Regions from separate parts of the Homo sapiens genome. Here region 1 is linked to region 2. Evidence: chromatin loops called from intact Hi-C (ENCODE). Cell type or tissue: heart right ventricle. All regions are shown on one strand. Links, peaks and the distances in the headings refer to the core of each region. The heading gives the core; the rest is flanking DNA.

Region 1 (11,049 bases), core at 1,669-9,668, 78 kb after region 2:
TAATATTAATTTCTTTGTGGCATATTATCAAATTGTTTTGACACATACTTTGGAAAGTATATTCAAGCTTTACCTGCCATTTATGTCTTGTGGAGGACTGGTTTATCAAACTGATGAGGAATGTCACAAGTTAAAAATAGATGGAGACCCTTAGCCGGGCATGGTGGTGTGCGCCTGTAGTCCTAGCTACTCGGGAGGCCGAGGCAGAAGAATTGCTTGAACCCAGAAGGTGGAGGCTGCAGTGAGCCAAGATCACACCACTGCACTCCAGCCTGGGTGACAGAGTGAGACTCTGTCTTAAAAAGAAAAAATAGATGGGTTTTATTTTAGAAGGGTGAAAGAAGGACTAGATCTAGGCGAGTGATCAGTAACAGCAGGTATGAAAGTGATTGGTAGAAATTCTAAGAAACACAGGCACAGGTACTCATTTTTTTCTTGAGGGAAAACCTAAAGAATTTACACAAAGCTGGACCACACATAGCAAGAGAGCCAGCTGCCTACTCCGGCCTGAAGGGCGAGCCCACCCTGGTCCTCCATTCCCCAGGAAGACACACAGCAGTCAATGCTTCTCCCTGATCAGGGTGAGGGCTTCATTAGGTCAGAAATTCTCAACTTAAGTTGCATGTTAGAATCTTAGAATCACCTGGGGGGCTTTTAAAAATTCTGAGGCTGGCCGGGCGCGGTGGCTCACGCCTGTAATCCCAGCACTTTGGGAGGCCGAGGCGGGCGTATCACAAGGCCAGGAGATCGAGACCATCCTGGCTAACAACGTGAAACCCCGTCTCTACTAAAAATACAAAAAATTAGCTGGGCATGGTGGCACGTGCCTGTAGTCCCAGCTACTCAGGAGGCTAAGGCAGGAGAATCGCTTGAACCCAGGAGGCAGAGGTTGCAGTGAGCTGAGATTGTACCACTGCCCTCCAGCCTGGGCGACAGAGCAAGACTCCGTCTCAAAAAAAAAAAAAAAAAAAAAAAATTCTGATGCCCTACCAATTAAGTTCTGGGGTTAAGACCTAGACATTAAGCATCAGGCATTATACCTAGCTTTCAAAGCTCCCAAAATGATTCCAACATGCAGCAAAATTCAAGAACCTCTGTGTTCGGTCTTTCAAGCCATATTTTTCAGGTTCCTCCCAACAGGTCTGGAGACTCAGGCTAGTGGTTCATCTGATCTCCAGGTGCAAGTAACCAGCACAATTCAACCCCAGCATCTTCCTAGAGTTTACTGAGGGACTGGGTGACTCAAAGATGCATTTCTCATGTGCACTATTTCTTAGCAGGAGCAGGCATCAGACCAGCCTGCTGCAAACAATTGTTCAGGTTGTACACAGCACGAGGATGCTTGGCATAGGGGATAAAGGGATGAAATGACTGCCTAAACTCTGCTCACCAAGCTGTCACCCTGGCCTCAGACTTGGTGCAACTAGAGGGGAAAAGGGTAACTATTTCTAATTCTCACAAATGAGCTAAAGTGGTCCTTTGTGCCAATAGTGGCCCTGGTTCAGGCCTGCCTAAGGTAGAGGCAAACTGAAATTCAAGGACCACGGGCATCAGAATTACTAAGGAACTTATTTAAATGTATAGTCCTGCATCTTCACTCCAGATCAAATGAGTCATATCTCTGAAGATACAGCCTAGAAATCTGTGTATTTAATAATCTCCCAAGTGGTTTCCATCAAGCTGAAGTTTGGTGGCCACTGACCGAAGGTATGGGATGGTCTTTCAATAAAAACAACAAATTGAACATCTCCTACATGCCAGGCCCATGCCACCATTCAAGGATATGAGAGCAAACAAGACCCCATCCTTTTCTCAAGTATTCTGGTCTAATAGAAGACAGACAAAAGCTGTGGGTCCCAGGAGGAGCCCAAACTATGACCTCTGCTGGAGTTCAGATATCTGGCATATTCAGAGAACCAGTTAGCAGATTCAAAAATCCCTACAGGAGGGACTGAAGCTCCTCCCAGAAGAATAGTCATCCCAGAGAAATAGGAGCCAGGCACCACAAGCCTGACTCACTAACAAAGCCTCCATTGTCAGAAAAGATGAGTGATTTGGGGGACAGAGTAGCGTCTGATATGTGTTTGTTTGCCTGTGGGCCAAGGCCCTGCTACCCAACCTCTGTGGTCATGTATCTGAGCCCTGTGGAAAGCTAGGGGGACTGTACATGAAAACTGAAAAGCCTGTTTTCCTATAACCCCTATAAACTATTTCAGCACAAGGAATATGACTTTGGGATCCCACTATCTGAGGGTGCACATCACGAGGGGAGGCATTTTTTGCCACTGCTCAGAATAACATCTCACAGCTTTGGCACCTTCTGTGCTGCTCATCAGCTGCAGGAGGAGACTTTGGTGCCTGGTGGACACAGTTGTGCCCAGGGAAGTGCCTGTAGTGCCCATTGGATAGGGTATAGTCTAGCAGAGGAGGCTGGGGCAGTAAAGGAGGGACAACATGCAGACACCAGGTGGTGACTAGCTAGATTCGTCTATGAACACACATGAGACACCCCCGGGGAATGTCCACAGATACTTGGGCAGTGTTTGAGGGGCTAGGTTTGTGTATTAATAACATTAGTGGGTAAAAGGGCTCAAGTGGAAAGAGCTCCCCCCAGAATGGGTGACAGACTCAGTTTCTCTCCATTTGTCATCACTTTTACAGCAAGAACTTGGTGCCTAATCAGGATGACTTCTAATTTGTAGCCCAGACTGCACATTCTAAAGACACCGAGAGGCCCTGAGGCATGGGCACCAGGATGGATGAGGCATTGAGAGGGAAGAGCAGGGCCCTGGAGTTCCCAAGGGGAGAGGTGTGGGTGATTTCCTTTGCCTAATTTGGAAGGCCTAGAGCATTCTGGCTCCAGGCTGCCTTTCCACCCTCATCTCATGTCCATCTTGCCCTCACTCCCTCTGCTCTGGCCATACTGAATTTCTCTTAGTTTATCTGAAGGCACCACTCTTCTGTCCTTTAAACGTGCAGTTTCAGATGCGTGACATGCTTATTCTCTCCTTTTTACCTGGCAAACTTCTAATCTTTCAGGTTTTAGCTAAGATATCACTCAGGGGAACTTTTCTGGATTTGCCAGTTTAGTGTACGGGACATTCAATGCTGTCCATAAACTCAGATGTGGAGAAAATGTAACTCTTTGGGGTGATGGAAATGGAATCTCAGTTTCAGTTTGGGTTCTTCTCATAACTTGGGCTAGGGTCAAAATTCCAGGTGTCTGTTCATCAGTCATCTGTGTATCCGGGAATCTAGCAACTGAGATGTCCATATCATTAAGTCAGGGCTCTCTTAGCTGCTTCAGTGCCAAATTTGGGGCACTAGGATCTTTGCTAGGCCCTCTATAACCCCATATGCCTAGAGTCAACACCACCAGCACAGTCATTTTCTTCCTTTTTTCTCCTGCTTCCATTCTGGAAGAAGCCTTTTCCAATTCAGGGACAAGTTTCTTTCATCTTGAACTTGGGTCCTTCAGCAATCCTCCTGCCTCGGCCTCCCACAGTGCTGGGATTACAGGTGTGGGCCCCATGCCTGGCCATTTCTCTTAACCCAAATCTCTATTCTGCTTAGTGGTTACTGGCTTCTTTCCCAAAACTTTGTATTAGTTTCGTAAATACAGAAAGGTTGAAATAATAATAAAATGAACATTCTTATGCACTCTACTGAATTCAAAAATCGTTAAAAATTTATCACCATCTTTTTTCACCTCTCAGTACTTCAGCCTGTCTTCTAAAGAGAAAGACATTCACCTACAAAACCACAATATCATGGTTGCGTCTAACAAAACTGTTGATAGTTCCGTAAAATTATCTAATAGCGAGTTCATATTCATTTCCCCAAAATGTTTCATTCCAAGAATGTTCATTATGCTTCAGAACAAAAACCAGGATCCAATTTAGAGTCACACATTGCATTTGATGTTTATGTCCTTCTAATTTATTTACATCGAGAATAGTCCCTTCACCATTTTATATTGTTATTGTTGCTTCATGACATTGAATTTTTGAAGGATTCATGTCCGTTATCCTAAAGAATTTAGGCTTTTGAAAACAAAAGCCAGAGAACTCTGCCCCAGACTTTCCCTGAGGCAAGAAGTATAACCTACCTGTCTGGTTTTTTGAGGACTGAGAGTTTTCCCTGGCCATGGGACTTTCAGTGTCAAAACCAAGAAAATCCTGGGCAAGCCAAGATGAATTGGTCACCCTAGAGGCAAGGAGGTATGGACTTGGATATTTGCTTGAATGGTTGCAAGGCATAGAGTGAAACATTTTTTAAAATGAATAATCCGATATTATGCAGCCACACTTGGTTAATAAGTAGGTTCATAGCATCCTGTGTTTATACTCTTGCAATATGCATCATATTTTTGACTCTGTTTAACATCTGAATTTCCCAATAGACAGTAAACTCCATGAAGGCAGAGACATGTATATCTTTCTCATTACTCTAATCTCATTGTATCCCCATAGTTCTGGTACATGTAAAGTATTTATTTATTTATTTATTTATTTATTTATTTATTTATTTATTTATTTTTGAGATGGAGTCTCGCTCTGTCACCCAGGCTGGAGTGCAGTGGTGCGATCTTGGCTCACTGCAACCTCTGCCTCCGGGTTCAGGTGATTCTCCTGCCTCAGCCTCCTAAGTTGCTGGGACTACAGGCGTGTGCCACCATGCCTGGCTAATTTTTGTATTTTTAGTAGAGATGGGGTTTCACCATGTTGGCCAGGATGGTCTCCATCTCTTGATCTCGTGATCCGCCCGCTTCAGACTCCCCAATTGCCGGGATTACAGGCGTGAGCGACCACGTCCGGCCACTAAGACATGTTTAAATAGTGAGGCTGCAGCCCACTGGTAATTTCCATACCCCTGTTCACTGAGTCTTATTAGGTTAGGTTTCTGCATGGAAATCTTAACAAACATTCTGTGCAACTGTCCTGGCCTTACAGATGAGACTCCAGAAGTTTAAATCATCTTCAAGATCAAATTAAGACCTTAACTTCTAAGTCCTCAGGGTCTTCATGCAGTGACGGGATATAGATAAGGGTAGAAAAATATCTGGGAATCTGGAGATACTTAACCCATTGGCTAAGCAGCACTGGACCATATACCAAGGTCCTAAGGAAATCAATCACACCTTAAGAAAATTTAACTAAATTGGACAGAAATTAACACAATTTCATTCAGTCCTTGCCTTATTCTCCAGATTTGAATCCCCCAGGGTCATTAAATGATTGGCCAAGTAGAGATTGGGGTTGGAAAGTTGAAATAAGGTATAATTATGAACCTGGCCTGAACTCCAGATCGACTCAAGGCCAAGTCTGGCCTTTGGAAAGTCTTTGGGGTTAAAGATTTGGTAATGGACTTAATGTAGCATTGGGTACCTGATTATAGAGAATTCAAGTGGAGGCTGATCGGAACGGAATCCTGATGGCCAAGTTGCCCAAGGCTATCAAGGTCCAAGCAGAAGACAGCACATCTCAATGCCTGCTCTCTCATTCCTTTCACCCTCTTTGGAAGAAGGTCTACTTGAGAACTGTGCTGAGTCATGTAGGCCTGCCTTTGTGACGGGAATCCTCATATCAGACACTCTCCAGAGAAAGAGGCTTGTAAGGGGCACCATGAAGTATCAAAAGAAAGACTGAAAGACAAGAGCATAGAGAAGAAAAGAACTTCCTGTGAAGAAGTTTTGAAATGCATGATGAGATTTGTTTTTTTCTTCTGAGCATCAACAGAGTATTTTTTGTGTCCTTCACATCAGGGTGAAGAAGACACCAAAGTACTGTCCAAGAGATGACGGGAATGGCCATTTTTGGAGCAATTACTGTGTTCTTGGCCTATGACCTCATTTAACCCTTGCAGCAGTCCCAAGTCCCAATGATCCCAGTGAGGTATTGTTAGAAAACTAAGGCTCAGCAAAATTAAGTAACTTGCTAAAGGTTATACGGCTGGGATATGGAAGTGCATAAAGATTTATCCTCACACTGTCAGACTCCAAATCTATGCTGTTCCCATTATCCCACCCTGCACTCTTCTGAAGATGCCATGGGCCTAACAGTCCTTAACAGTCTCAGAAGTGGGGGCATTATTAAATCCAGGTGAAAAAGACAGTCATTGCTGGCGTGCTATATGAAGGGCACTGGAAAGACTTTTGCTCCCCAATTTTCTCTACCACATCTACCACAATGCCTGCAATCTTGTCACGCATTTCTTTGAGATGAGTATTGGGGTCCTGCTTCTGAGAGCCATTCAAAGTGGACTAGTCTGATCTAGAGGTTGTGGGGTGAGGTGCTCTGTACTCCTCTCTGTCATCTCTATTTTGACACATCGCAGATGCTCCGGCAGCTCCGTTTCTGGGTATTAGCTGTCAAGTTGAGAGCAGAGTGTTTTTCCTTCTCTTTGGCTTGATTGTCTTTCACCCTTGGGGGAAAGGGAGGGGGGTGCTAATGGCTTGGAGGGTGGCCAGACTATTCCATTTTGCAATCTCCAGCCACAGCTGCTAAAGAAAACTTATATTGTATTTTCATTCTGTGGGGAAAACATGTTTTGTTTTGTATTCTTGTGTAACCATGAAACATCTGGGGTAACCTTAGCTAAAACTTCCTTCCAGTGTTCTATTGGGGCTAAATGATATAGAGAAATTTTCACCTTGAAATGTAAGCTATGACAGTGTAATACGTTATTATGACATGCGCTTGGATACGTACCCAGTAGGGAGCCATCCAATTATTACAACTCAGGCCCTCTAAACTAAAATCCCTTATACTTATGTTACATCACACTGTCCCTTATAAATGGTCAGGGCCAAGAAAATGATATTTGGTCACTCAAAATTGGGGAAACACTGTGAGGGCTTAGGCAGAACTCTTCAATGCTTTCAACTGGTGGCTCTCAAAATTGAGCATGCATCAGAATCACCCAAAGGGCTTGTTGAAACTCAGATTTCTGGCTCCCATTCTCAGAGTTTCTGACTCAGTAGGTCTAGGGTAGAGCCTGAGAATTTGCTTTTCTACCACGTTCCCGGGTGATGCTGATGCAACTGGTCTGGGGACCATAAGAATCTCAGCTTTAAACTTGGGTCACCCCAAATGTGGAATTGAATACAATATACAGGAGAGGCAAAAACTATATACAGTGACAAGCTTCAGTGTCATGCTTTGTTTCGTTTTTCTAAATAGGTAAGAGCTGATGCTAAGATGAGATAATCCCATCTAATCATTGTGGGTGGTAGTACAAGTTAGTATAAACATTTTAGAAAACAAATTGGCAGTAAATAAATATTTGTAGGCATTGATCCCACTTCTAGGTACCTCTAAGAAAATAATCAGAAATAAGCACAAAGATTAAAGTATAGGGATGTCTATTGCAGCTTTATGTAAAATGATAGATACTTGGAAATCACATGAATATTCAGTAGTTTATCAATTATAATAATATCTCTACAGTGGAGTATTATGCCACCATTAAAGTAATTGGAAAAAAAATTTTAATGATAAAAAGAAATGTTTATGATAGATTATTATAATACATGAAAAGCTCAGGTCACAGAGCTTTATTTATCATTTATCAACTATATAATACATATATACTTCTACAAACAGCATATCAACTAAGGAAACACACTGACATGTTAACAGTAATGATTTCTGGATAGTATTATATTTGTTCTATAGATGCCATTCACTTCTTCCCTGCCTAATCTTCTAAAATAATCTATCCCACTCAAAGCCTCCCCTCTTCTGGAAGGAGCTTCTTAGACTGCCATATTTAAACCAAATGATCCCACCCTTTCAGTGGTAGGCGATTGGCTGTAGGGACATGTGATCCAGGGTGAACCTACTAGTGAGTGTCTATCAAACACTGTACTGCTAAACCCAGAAACTAGGGCTAGACAGCTGTGGAATGTACATATATTTAAGTAGGGCTGGTGGGCATTTTAGGCTGTGTGCAAGCAGAGGAGGCTACTACAGATCCGCTGCTTTATCAGCGATTACTGTCAGTACAATACAGGCCCAGGAGCTGACCAGCACACACATGCAGCAGCCCACCCACACAGGCACAAATCCTTCTTAAAAAGCAGGCAATGGGGAGAGGTTGTAAATATTAAACTGTAATACCCTTGTCCCTGTTATGCTTCCAATATTCTCCCTTTTTGCCTTGAGCTAGTGAAAGTGGGTTTCTCCTCTTTGCAATTGCGTCCTAAATTAACAGGTGATTTTTATTTGCTTATTTGTACGTGTTTGCTTTTTTAAAATCAGCTTCCCACACTGAGTTTATTACTGATTTTATTAACAGAAAAATATTAAAATTAAAATCTTGAGCTGCAGCTAAAAAAAAAAATTATTTAGTGCAAAGTTTCCTATTTGCTCACTAGCCCCTACATCCAGACCCTCTTATTTCTGACACTCTGAGCTTCAGAAACTGAGAGGTTTTCTTTGGTTTCTTTCAGTTTGGTACAAAATCCAGAGGACAATTTAAGTTTGGAATGTGTCCAAGCAAAATTCTTTTTCTGTACTAAGCTAAGAGGATTCCAACAGCAAAGACTGATGCAGAATAAAAGATATAGAGCATGGTTTTCTCCATTGATTTATAAACATGAAGATTGGAATGGATGAGTCATCAGCAAATTGAATTGGGAGGGATTGCTGCAGAGCAGCCCACACTTTGTCATAAAAATTCTGCTGCAGTATCACACTAGCTCAACTGTGGTTTACCATTTTTAGAAACATGAGCAAATGCACTATAGTTGGTTACCACTTTTTTTGTGACACTTGAGGTTCATGTGAAGTTGTATCAATCCCAAAGAGTGATACACTTCAAGACAGGACCATTTGGTATAAGCAGTAGGTAATTGTTTTTGTTTTGTTTTGTTTTGTTTTGAGATGGAATTTTGCTCTTATTGCCAAGGCTGTAGAGCAATGGCGTGATCTTGGCTCACCAAAACCTCCGCCTCCTGGGTTCAAGCGATTCTCCTGCCTCAGCCTCCCGAGTAGCTGGGATTACAGGAATGTGCCACCACGCCCAGCTAATTTTGTATTTTTAGTAGAGACAGGGTTTCTCCATGTTGGTCATTCTGGTCTCAAACTCCTGACCTCAGGTGATTTGCCCGCCTAGGCCGCCCAAAGTGTTGGGATTACAGGTGTGAGCCACCGTGCCCAGCCAGCAGTAGGTAATTCTTAACCCTTTCAAGGTCATCATCTCAATTTCTTCCCCACTGGGAATCAAATTGTAACTAAAAAATGATTGCAACTTATTTTAAGAATTTCTAGATATGCTGCAAGATATTTGAGGGCAGGGACTGATTCTGCCATGCTTAGTTTTTTTTTTTTTTTTTTTTAGTATTTATTGATCATTCTTGGGTGTTTCTCGGAGAGGGGGATTTGGCAGGGTCATAGGACAATAGTGGAGCGAAGGTCAGCAGATAAACATGTGAACAAGGGTCTGTGGTTTTCCTAGGCAGAGGACCCTGCGGCCTTCCGCAGTGTTTGTGTCCCTGGGTACTTGAGATTAGGGAGTGGTGATGACTCTTAACGAGTATGCTGCCTTCAAGCATCTGTTTAACAAAGCACATCTTGCACCGCCCTTAATCCATTTAACCCTGAGTGGACACAGCACATGTTTCAGAGAGCACGGGGTTGGGGGTAAGGTTATAGATTAACAGCATCCCAAGGCAGAAGAATTTTTCCTAGTACAGAACAAAATGGAGTCTCCCATGTCTACTTCTTTCTACACAGACACAGCAACAATCTGATCTCTCTTTCCTTTCCCCACATTTCCCCCCTCTCTACTCGACAAAACCCCCATCGTCATCATGGCCCGCTCTCAATGAGCTGTTGGGCACACCTCCCAGACCAGGTGGCGGCCGGGCAGAGGGGCTCCTCACTTCCCAGACGGGGCGACCGGGCAGAGGCGCCCCCCACCTCCCGAACGGCGCGGCTGGCCGGGCGGGGGCTGCCCCCCACCTCCTGGACGGGGTGGCTGCCGGGCAGAGACGCTCCTCACTTCCCAGACGGGGCGGCTGCTGGGCGGAGGGGCTCCTCACTTCTCAGACGGGGCGGCCAGGAAGAGACGCTCCTCACCTCCCAGACGGGGTGGTGGTGGGGCAGACACACTCCTCAGATCCCAGACGGGGCCGCGGCCGGGCAGAGGCTCTCCTCACATCCCAGACGGGGCGGGGGGGTAGAGGCGCTCCCCACATCTCAGACGATGGGCGGCCGGGCAGAGACGCTCCTCACTTCCTAGACGGGATGGTGGCCGGGAAGAGGCGCTCCTTACTTCCCAGACTGGGCGGCCGGGCAGAGGGGCTCCTCACATCCCAGACGATGGGCGGCCAGGCAGAGACGCTCCTCACTTCCCAGACGGGATGGCGGCCGGGCAGAGGCTGCAATCTCGGCACTTTGGGAGGCCAAGGCAGGCGGCTGGGAGGTGGAGGTTGAAGCAAGCCGAGATCACGCCACTGCACTCCAGCCTGGGCAACATTGAGCACTGAGTGAGCAAGACTCCGTCTGCAATCCTGGCACCTCGGGAGGCCGAAGCTGGCAGATCACTCACGGTCAGGAGCTGGAGACCAGCCCGGCCAACACGGCGAAACCCCGTCTCCACCAAAAAATACAAAAACCAATCAGGCGTGGCAGCACGCGCCTGCAATCCCAGGCACTGGGCAGGCTGAGGCAGGAGAATCAGGCAGGGAGGTTGCAGTGAACCGAGATTGCGGCAGCACAGTCTAGCCTCGGCTCGGCATCAGAGGGAGACCGCGGAAAGTGGGAGACGGAGACGTAGGGGAGAGGGAGAGGAGGAGGGGGAGGGCGAGGGGGAGGGAGAGGTACTTAGTTTTATCCCTGGTTTGTTGAATGACTGAAAAAACATTCATATTGGTGCTAAGAGATGAGCCTAGGGAATAAGTGCTTGGGAAGTAACTTTCCAAAGGGTCCGGTTCTGGGACTGGGTTTAGAAGCTTGAGATGATGTCAAAGATAAAGTTGTGATACGCTTTAGGGTTTCCAAAAAGTGTGTGTTCTAAAAAGATGAGAAAATTGTCAAGAAGGAG
Region 2 (11,049 bases), core at 1,432-9,431:
ATGATGTTTCCTTCAACAAAGCCTTACAGGATCCAGCAAGTCTTTGAAGTCATGCATGCTCATCTTCCTGGCATCTGTCCTATGCGCATAACACATCTGCAACTGACTGGCTCAGTTCAAACCTAAGGTTAGCAAATTCAGAGCCAAGGGACCAGTTAGTCTATGTTTCTCATTCTGTAGCCACATCTTAGCCTATTCCCATTGCACTTTACATACAACTTCTACCCATTGCTAAACATTCTTCGCTAATTTTACTGCCGGGCACAAATCTTTCTTTGGCCATTTCAGCCTATGGGCCTTTTTCCCTCCTGTAAACTTTCATCACATTTTCTGTCACTCAGCTGATTTTTGATAATATTTGGTTTGATATTGACTTCACTGGATCTTATTTCCCCTCCAAGTTACTTGCTGTCATCAGGAAGCATATTGAAATCTTTGGCATCTTTTATTTATTCTTTTAGAAGCTTAGACCCACCTCTGTCCTTGGTATAGATGTTTAGTTATTATGTAACTATTATACTAATCATATAATTATATATACAATATAGATATATGATCATATATGTACATGATTATGACATGTTTAAAGTTTTGAGGTGAAATGCCATCCTAGCCAAGATTGGTTTCATTCTGAAGAAATTTGTTAATTATTGAGGAATAGAGGTGAGGAAGGTGTAGAAGAACAGACTAAGATCATATCTAACCTGTACAACACAACTTACGCACTTCTTTCATACATTAAGGTTAAATTTCAAAGAATCATATAGTATAGAATGACAGCATGCTGGTTATCGATTTATCACTTCCCATCTTCACACCTCCTCCTCACTTCCCGTGCTTGTGATACTGGTGCTGAATCCCAGAAACATTTCTCTTCACCTGATGACATAATGTTAAGCTTTGTCAGTGGAGGGTTCTGGAGGGATACTGCAGGAGAAAGGGGCTTCTCTTCCTGGTTCTCAGGTGCTTTCTTTTCTTCCTCCTCCAGTGGCTCTCCTGTGGTCAAGGGTGGGACTCACCCTCAGCAAGTTTCACTTTAACCCCACAGGCAGCTTCTGGCAAGTTCCACAAGTGTCCTGGTTCTTGCCTGCCAACCCCAGTCTGTCACACCCAGCAACTCCCTCCACCATTCATTGGTGACAGCTATACCTTCTCTGTAAGGTCTCTGTCTCTGCATCGGGATGGAGACTCTCCAAATTTGTCCCTTTCTTGGGTTCTCTGTTTCAGCCCTAGGGTGGACCCTAAGCTGCTCCCTCTATCTGCTAGTCCTGTATTCTTCAGAGTTCACTTTACCCTTTAATAGCTAACTGCCTGCTATTAGTTAATAATTTTTTTTTTTTTTTGAGATGGAGTCTCGCTCTGTCACCCAGGCTGGCGCGATCTCAGCTCTCTGCAAGCTCCGCCTCCCGGGTTCATGCCATTCTCCTGCCTCAGCCTCCCGAGTAGCTGGGACTACAGGGGCCTGCCACCACGACTGGCTAACGTTTTGTATTTTTAGTAGAGACGGGGGTTTCACCATGTTAGCCAGGATGGTCTCGATCTCCTGACCTTATGATCCACCCGCCTCGGCCTCCCAAAGTGGTGGGATTACAGGCTTGAGCCACCACGCCCAGCCAATTTTTTTTTCCCCAGATGGAGTCTCACTCTGTCGCCCAGGCTGGAGTGCAATGGCTCAATCTCGGCTCACTGCAACCTCTGCCTCCAGGTTTCAAGCCATTCTCCTGCCTCAGCCTCTGAGTAGCTGGGGTTACAGGCACGCACCACCACGCCCGGCTAATTTTTGTATTTTTAGTAGAGACGGGGTTTCACCATGTTGGTCAGGCTGGTCTCGAACTCCTGACCTTGTGATCCGCCCGCTTCAGCCTCCCAAAGTGCTGGGATTACAGGCGAAAGCCACCACGCCTGGCCCTAGTTAATAATTTTTTATGTTAAACTTTTGTTCCAAATACTGTGTGATTGCTGTCTCCTAACCGGACCCTGAAGGATACAGATAGAATCAAAAGGAACCATTTTCTACAATTCCATCACCTTATAGGTGAGGAGATTGAACCAGAGGGGCAGGGAGAGGGACCAGAAAAGCAAATGTCTTGCCTTTCACACAGTGAGAGGTAGAGTTAGAGGTGGAAGCCATATCACCTAGTAGGCAATATCAGCAGTGGCTACACTATACGCACCTAGCTCAATGGCTGGAATATAAGACGTGTTGCATAGAAATGTGTTGAGTGAGTGAATTAATGAATTATGGCTCTGAGGGCAAGGTTTGGTTGGGGAAGTTCAGGGAAGAGGAAGCATGAAGGTGTAGAGTCTTTCATAATGATAAAGTAAGTTATCAGTGAGATAAGAAAACTATGCAGGAGAGACCACGATCTCTTGGCAGATAATTTGCCAGTTACTTCTTAATGGAACAGACTAACCCAGCAGCTTGACTTCAGCCCATAGATGATCTGGTGATTTGGGGTTGATTTTTTTTTTTCTTTTCTTTTTCTTTCTTTCTTTTTTTTTTTTTTTGAGACAGAGTTTCACTTTTGTTGCCCAGGCTGGAGTGCAATGGCATGATCTTGGCTCACTACAACCTCCGCCTCCTGGGTTCAAGCGATTCTCCTGCCTCAGCCTCCTGAGTAGCTGGGATTACAGGCACCTGCCACCACACCCGGCTAATTTTTTGTATTTTTAGTAGAGACGGGGTTTCACCATGTTAGCCAGGATGGTCTCAAACTCCTGACCTCAGGTAATCCACCCACCTCGGCCTCCCAAAGTGCTGGGATTACAGGCCTGAGCCACCGCACAATCCCCCCCAGTGACTTTTCAGATCACCCAGGCTGCCCAAATATTTCCCAGATGGAGGCAGCTTCCCTGGAAGGGTTCCCAACCTAATTGGTTTGTGGCATCCAAGAGGAGGCAGCTCAGCCTGTCGTGGGCAACATGGTGAAACCCCATCTCTACTAAAAATACGAAAAATTAGCCGGGCGTGGTGGCAGGCACCTGTAATCCCAGCTACTCGGGAGGCTGAGGCAGGAGAATCGCTTGAACCTGGGGGGCAGAGGTTGCAGTGAGCCAAGATTGCACCATTGCACTCCAGCCTGGGCGACAAGAGCAAAACTCTGTCTCAAAAAAAAAAGAAAAAAAAAGGAGGCAGCTCTCTGTTGTGGCCAAAAATCAATGGCAATAAAGGAGGCCCCTCCAGAATTGGCCCCATCTCCCACCCACTCTCTTGAGATCCCCACAACCCACAAAGCAGTGGTTTGGATTTTGTAATTAGCAGTTTGTCTTTAACAACCATGGTTTTAGCATTGCGGGTGCCAATACAGTTTCTTTGAGGCATTGGCCAGGACCCAGGCGTTGCTCCTAATTTCTAATTAAGGCCTGTTCAGATAGTAAGCGAATAAAGATCAGTCTAGCATTTCAATTAGAACAGGGTGGTGTAATGGATTCGGCTTGGGCAAACTCCTTTTAGACAAATTGTTTTGACAAGTTCAAGAAAAAGGAGGGGATTCTAGGAGTAACAAGATCAAGTGGAAAGAACACTAGCCCTGAAGTCCAGCTCTTAGAGGTCAAGTCCCAGCTCTGCTGCGAACTAACTGATTGTATGATCCTGGCCAACTCACTTCACTATTGAAGCATCAGTGCTCTCTTCTGTGAAAGTTTCACCTAAACAATTTCTGGACCCCAGCGACATCTTAAGAGATCATGGGATTCAGGGCACATCTCCTCTTCATCCACTGCCACCTTCAAAAAATTGACTTCTGTATGTTTCAGAGTAAATGTTGTTCTTTAAGAGTAAGGGTTTCACAGCCAGATGCATTGCCTCACGCCTGTAATCCCAGCACTTTGGGAGGCTGAGGCGGGTGGATTACCTGAGGTCAGGAGTTTAAGACCAGCTGGCCAACATGGCAAAACCCTGTCTCTACTAAAAATACAAAAATTAGCCAGGCCTGGTGGCAGGTGCCTGTAATCCCAGCTACTTGGGAGGCTGAGGCAGGAGAATCACTGAACCTGGGAGGCGGAGGTTGCAGTGAGCTGAGGTCGCTCCACTGCACTCCAGCCTGGGCTACAGAGCAAGACTCCATCTCAAAAAAAAAAAAAAAAAAAAAAAAAGTAAGGGTTTCACTTTGTGCCTATCTTGGAGCAAATGACCAAAAGTGTTTCTCTTATGCATGTATTTGTTCAGTTACTCTCTGAGCACCTTCCAGGAGTTGAAAGAAGTGCCTGAGTACTAATCCTTTTTCAGGCTCACACACTCAAACCCCTCTACATAGTTTTCCAGCTCAGCAGCATACTCTTAACTCCTCCTTTTCTGTACTCATAGCAGTCAGCATCTGTTCAACTCATTTCCTAATCTATCCCATAACCTCTCTTTCACTCTGAAGTTTAGCCATTAAATTGTTACCTCATTTCTCAAAGGCATTTGCCATATCTCTAACCAGATGTGAGATCTGAAGGGCAGAAACTGGACTCTGCACTTCCTACCTCCCACAGAATCTAATTCAGTGTCCTCCTCATGGGTAGTGCTCAATTAATGGTCCTTAATTGATGGGTCCATTAGCATTGTGGGTGTACAAAGGCATATAAGTGGACGTTCCTGTCCTCAGGAAAGATTCAGTGTAATTGAGGGAGATGGTGAGACCTGAAGAGTTAGGTGACAGTTGCAAGCAACATCACCAGGACTGTGATTCATTGTCAATAAATGCAATAGGTCAGTGGTTCCCAACCTTTGGACCCTAGACCTCTTGTAAACTATGGGTTATGCTAAGCATCACAAATCCTTATATCTGTAAGATGACTCAGACATGTCTCAAATGGTAGTCTCCTCCCCACTTATCTATGGTTTGGCTTTCTGATGTTTGTTACCCACAGTCAACCAAGGTTTGAAAATATGAAATGGAAAATTCCAGAAATAACCAATTCATGAGTTTTAAAATGTGCACTGTCCCACTTTATCCAGCCTGGGATGTGGACCCTCCCTGTGTTCAGTGGATCCACACTGCAGACACTACCTGCTCGTTAGTCACTAGATAGCCATCTCTGTTATAAGACGACTGTCACGTATCACGGTGCTTGGGTTCAAGTGACTCTTATTTTACAGGATAACAAGGCCTTGAATAACGTTGTCCTTTTTTTTTTTCTTTTTTTTCTCTGAGTTGGAGTCTCACTCTGTTGCCCAGGCTGGAGTTCTGGAGTTCAGTGGCATGATCTCAGCTCACTGCAACCTCCGCCTCCCGGGTTCAAGCAATTCTCCTACCTCAGCCCGGAGCAGCTGGAATTACAGGCACGTGCCACCACACCTGGCTAATTTTTGTAATTTTAGTAGAGAACCCTGTCTCAAACTCCTGACCTCAAGTGTCTACCTGCCTCAGCCTCTCAAAGTGCTGGGATTACAGGCATGAGCTACTGTACCCGGCCTCTGTTATAATGTTGATAAGAAAAAAAAAAAATAAATTCTTGTCTGGGGCCGACATCTGTGTGGAGTTTGCTTGTTCTCCTCATGTCTGCGTGGGTTTCCTCCCACATCCCAAAGATATGCACATGAGGTGAATTTGCATGTCTACCTCATCTCAGGATGAGTGAGTGTGGGTGTGAGTGTGGGTGTGGCTGCACGCTGTGAGATAATGGCACCCTCTCCAGGGTGGGTTCCCACCTTGCACCCTGAGCTGCTGGGACAGGCTCCAGCTACCCATGGCTCTGAACTGCAATAAGAATGTAAATAATTATCTTACTTGCTTTTAATAATGTTTCTTAAATACATGCATAGCTCACATTTATTGTAAGGTTTAATATGAGTAGTTTGGCATATATTTAGAAGTTTGATGACAGTTTTGTCACCAGAAATATGCTGAGGGAACTTAACTATTGTTTGTGTCATTAACCTATGGTAAAATTGATTTCCTTATATGTTGTTTCACTTAAAGTCCTAGTTTCTTTTTTTTTTTTTTTTTTTTGAGATGGAATTTCGTTCTTCTTGCCCAGGCTGGAGTGCAGTGGCGCAATCTCGGCTCACCACAACCTCCGCCTCCTGGGTTCAAGCGATTCTCCTGCCTCAGCCTCCCGAGTAGCTGGGATTACAGGCATGCGCCACCATGCCTGTAATTTTGTATTTTTAGTAGAGACGGGGTTTCTCCGTGTTGGCCAGGCTGATCTCGAACTCCCGACATCAGGTGATCCGCCCACCTTGGCCTCCCAAAGTGCTGGAATTACAGGCGTGAGCCATGGCACCGGGCCTAAAGTCCTAGTTTCTGAGAACCTATTGATGATGTTAAGTGAGGACTTACTGTACTTAATGGCCCCAAAGCATAAAGAGTAGTGGTGCTGGCAATTTGGGTATGCCAAAGAGAAGGCATCAAGTGCTTCCTTTGAGGGAAAAGATAAAAGTTCTCCACTTAATAAGGAAAGAAAAGATACTGCATGATGAGGTTGTTTAGATCCATGATAAAGGCCAGGCATGGTGGCGCACATCTGTAATCCCAGCACTTTGGGAGGCCAAAGCAGGTGGATCACTTGAGGCCAGGAGTTCGAGACTAGCCTGGCCAACGTGGCAAAACCCTATCTCTACTAAAAATGCAAAAAAATTTAGCTGGGTGTGGTGGTGCATGCCTGTAATCCCAGCTGCTCAGGAGGCTGAGGCACGAGAATCGCTTGAACCTGGGAGATGGAGGTTGCAGTGAGCCCAGATTGTGCCACTTATCCCAGCCTGGGTGACAGATCAAGACTCTGTCTCAAAAAAAAAAAAAATAAAATAAAATAAAAAATAAAAATACCATGATAAGGAGTTTGTACTAGTTTGGCTGTCACACACCAAACTGCAAAAGTTACTGCCACAGTGTGTGGTAAGTGCCTAGTTTAGATGGAAAAGACATTAATTTTTGTGGGTGGAAGACATGTACAGAACATGTTTCAACTGATGGCAATTGGGTTTGGTATTATCCAAGGTTTCAGGCATCCATAGAGGGTCCTGGAATGTGTCTCCCACAGATAATGGGGGGACTATTGTACTTATTTTTCAAATGTATGTTGTGATTGGCAAAATATATAGCCTCTTAAAAGCCTAGGATTTCATGCTATCCTTTGTTAATCGTGGACATTTAAGACAGATGCTACTCTTCCTGTCCCAGGAGCTTTAAAGCTGTGGGTTATAACACAGACATGGCCAATTCCATGAACCATACCACACACAACCAGTCCCCCAAATGGCAAAAAAAAAAAAAAAGGTATAAATAAACCCTGATCACAAACATGTGAATCTCTTAAGGGGGTGGACGGACCTCAAGTTCCTGAGGAACATGTGCTTCAAAGCACAACAAGAAGGGTCTGAAGAAGATGCAGGCCAGCAATGCTCATGAGTACCAGAGCCAAGGCTATTGAGGTCCTTGTAAAACCCAAGGAGGTTAAGCCTAAGATCGTAAAGGGTGTCAGCTGCAAGCCCCATCAACTTGCCTGCAGTGCCCACCCCAGGCTTGGAAAGTGTGCTCATGCCCACATTGCCAGGTGTCTCAGGCTCTGCTGACCAAAGGCCAAGGCTCCAAACAAGGCTCAGACCACGGCTTCAGCTCCAGCCTCAGTTCTGGCTCCAGCTCAGGCTCCCAAAGGTGCTCAGGCAGCCGTGAAGGCTCCCGAGTAGAGGCCTGTGTCTGCCAGAATGAGTACAGAAGGACTGGTGTGACCTCTGGGCTGCTGTCTGCTTGGGGCTGGTGCCCTCCTGTGCTATTTGCATGAATAAACGTGAGGAAAAATACATACATACATACATACATACATACATGCTAAAAGAATAATTATGCAGGTTCTGTGAACATTTTTTGAAGTTAAAAACCATCATGCTCAAATAGAGTTTGTTCAAACTACTGGCATAGATGGCTAGAATTTAGAAAACAAAGTGAACACTTTAGCCTAGGTGGTTCAATAGATTTTTTTTTCCCTGCAAAAGGTGGGATTTGAACTCAGCTTTGAATAATGATTAAGTTTTTAACAGCAAGGATATGTCTGAGGTTCAACCCATTTCAGGTGTCCCAATATATATGAAAGGAGAAAGCTTCATACCTACATGTTATAATTCTCTTCCTGACAGGCATACCTCAAGATCAGTTGAATTGGAGCACAGCTGGATGGAGGCCTCAGGTTAATTAACTTCCTTTGAGAGCATCCAGAAAATTAGCAAAGACATGAGAAACCATTCACTCAGGACGACCAATCAGCCAGGACACTCCGAAACCTATTAAATCAGATTTTTAATCTTCTAAGCCTGTAGACAACTGTGTGACATCAGCCACATCCTCAAATCTTAAGGGAAACACGAATACAAGAATACATGTGTGCAAGGAATCATGCATAAAAGGATTGTGCCTTCAGATCAAGTCCAACTGTTTTTATTTGTCATCAAATGTGAACGGAGATATGGGTACTAGTCCCAGGAATGCCATAAACTAGCAGTGAATCACTTCTTGAATAAGCCACCTCATTCTTCTAGACTTTGATCTGATAAAGGGAGGGATTGGACCAAAGAATCTTTAAGGTCTCTTCCTACTAGTATGTTTCTGCCTTTTGGATGATGACTATGATGAGCAGAGCCATCTGTTCCCAAGAAGCTGGCTGGTGCCACTGCTCTACCCCTGTGTTCTAGGAGAAGTGGATAGAGGATTTGCCGAGGGAGGAGAGCAGAGGAAGAGATGACTTCCTCATTTGATGTGGAATAAGTCTCAATAGGCTGTCATTTCCATAACCGTTTCATAAAAGTTGTTTCTTTGCAAGAAGTAAAGCTTCACTTTCTCCCTTTTTTGACCTGTCCCTTTAGGCTAAAATTTGCCGGTGAACCTGATCCATCCCTCCCTCCCTTCCTTCCTTCCTTCCTTTTTCCTTTTTCTTTCTCTCTTTCTCTCTTTCTCTCTCTCTCTTTCTTTCTTTCTTTCTTTCTTTCTTTCTTTCTTTCTTTCTTTCTTTCTTTCTTTCTTTCTTTCTATTTTTGAACTTGATTTCACTCACACAAGAAACGCTGCCTATTCACTCCCTGCACTGCTGGGAGGAAATCATGTAAGATGACCCAGCTCTTTCAAAAAATATTATGGCATGAAAGATCACAATGCTTAAAAATGTTCATAGCCTTTTATCTTATAATCTTACTTCCAGAAATCAATCTGAAGAAAGTAATTCTAAATGTCATTACAGATTTAGGCATGAGGATGCTTATCATTGAGTTGTATAACTACAAAAACTGGAAGCAACTTACACTTCCAGAACAGAGGAATGGTGAAGAAGTCATGGCATGTTGAAATGATGAAATATTGTGTTAACAAATGGTGTTCGACAGTTTGAAATAGAGACTTAGAGAACACTTATTTCGAAAAATGGTAAGTCAAGAATATGAGACACAAAATTAGGCCGAGCGTGGTGGCTCAAGCCTGTAATCCCAGCACTTTGGGAGGCTGAGGCGGGCGGATCACCTGAGGTCAGGAATTTGAGAACAGCCTGGCTAACATGGCAAAACCCCGCCTCCACTAAAAATGCAAAAATTAGCTGGGTGTGGTGGTGCATGCCTGTAATCCCAGCTACTTGGGAGGCTGAGACAGGAGAATCCCTTGAACCCATGAGGCAGAGGTTGTAGTGATCTGAGATCTTGCCACTGCACTCCAGCCTGGGCAACAGAGTGAGACTCCGTCTCAAAACACACAAAAAACAAGAAAAAAAAGAAAAAGAAAAAAGAAAACTCACAGGGCAGGAGACCCTACCAGGAAGATAATTGTGGGGCTCCCCTAGAAGCTCTTCACCCGTATGGGTAACCCTGAAGAGATGGAACATGTGCACACTCATTAGTGGATCCATGACCTGCCAAAGTGGCCCAGGCAGAAGGTGCTCTGCTGTGCTTGTCACTAAATTTAGACTACAGGTGGCAGGAAGGGCACAGGAGGAAGGATTAAAGATCCAAGAGGGCGGCTGCTTAGGACGTTTTAGGAACCTAAATCTGGGTTGTGCTGTTGAGTGGAAACACCAGTTCCAGACATCCCAGCCAGCTGGTGTGGCACTGTTTGTCCTGAGAACTGGAGGTGAACACTCCCTTGTCCACACAAATACCCAGCCTGCGCACCACCAGCAGGAGTCTGCTGAGACCAGGAGCCAACTGGCCAGGCAACCCCACTAGAGACTCTCGGAGTGCTCTGCTTGCTCTTGTAGGCTGGCTGATCCCAGCTGCTGGGAAGTCAGATCCCACGGGCAGACGTTGCAGGCAGCCTGGACAAAGCCTGGGAAACACCTAAGAGAACTTCCCTTCATTCAAACATCTGGCATAGAGGTGAAGTGTGAGGGCTCTGGAGTGAGAGCCCTCACACTATTGTCTTCCAGCTCTTCTACTAACAAGGCTGGAGGATAAACCTTAGATAAGCTGCTTGATTGCCTCACTTTCCCCAGTTAGCATGGAACCTTGGACCTGACATATGGTGGATGCTTGACAAATGCTGTCGAATGAAGGACAAAGAGTAGGATAGGGTGGGCCTCATCAAGCAGACCCCTGAGGTAGGTTCACAGGGGCTTCTCCCCTTTGGGAAGAGACACATGGTGTGTCATGCATGGTTCCCTGCTCTCCCACACCCCTTCACCGCTCAACTAAGAGGGAATCTCCTTCTATCCATGCAGGCATGTTTCTGGCTTTCCTCTTGGTGGGCAGGCACACATCCACAATCTAGGCCACAATTAGGCATGGCTCAGTTTTGTCAGGGTTTGGGGCTGCAGAGTCCTCACCATCGGTTGGTGGGAGCTTCTTTCCTACATCGGTCTCACAATCTTGCTTCCTCTAACATATTTCCATCTTAGCCACAATGTTATTATATTATCTTTAAGAATGTAGGAAAACCCTCCCCGCTAATTCCCACCACCCCTACTCTGCCTCTGGTCACAGGCGATGGAGTCCAGGCTTGAGCCAAATGTAACCAGCCCGCAAGGGTCAAGAGGGCCCCAGGGGGGCTTAAACATACAAGGAAAAAATAAGAGCACACCAAGGCCCTCCCAAGGGGCAGCCGAGAGAATGTTGAAGCCCACGCAGAAGTTCTTTAACAATTGAGAGGGGGTGGG

What was found. Peaks named below come from ENCODE experiments on the same cell type or tissue, not always from the same donor. Only the 100,000 strongest peaks of a DNase experiment are listed, where the experiment ranks them.
Region 1: it touches region 2 in a loop (10-fold over the local background); 2 of 110 quality-filtered maps call a loop at or near these places.

Annotation. Positions count from the first base shown.
Region 1 is chr15:70,861,626-70,872,674 of GRCh38, forward strand. It overlaps a transcript of LRRC49 not described here. Among named protein-coding and RNA genes, the nearest start is that of LARP6, 13 kb to the left of the region's middle. RefSeq lists enhancers at 9,069-9,624, 9,625-10,182. In heart right ventricle, for the core only: no CTCF peak of the experiment used is centred there; a DNase peak (open chromatin) is centred at 6,410; H3K27ac peaks cover 4,037 bases.
Region 2 is chr15:70,783,876-70,794,924 of GRCh38, forward strand. No RefSeq gene overlaps it. Among named protein-coding and RNA genes, the nearest start is that of UACA, 26 kb to the left of the region's middle. In heart right ventricle, for the core only: no CTCF peak of the experiment used is centred there; no DNase peak of the experiment used is centred there; H3K27ac peaks cover 286 bases.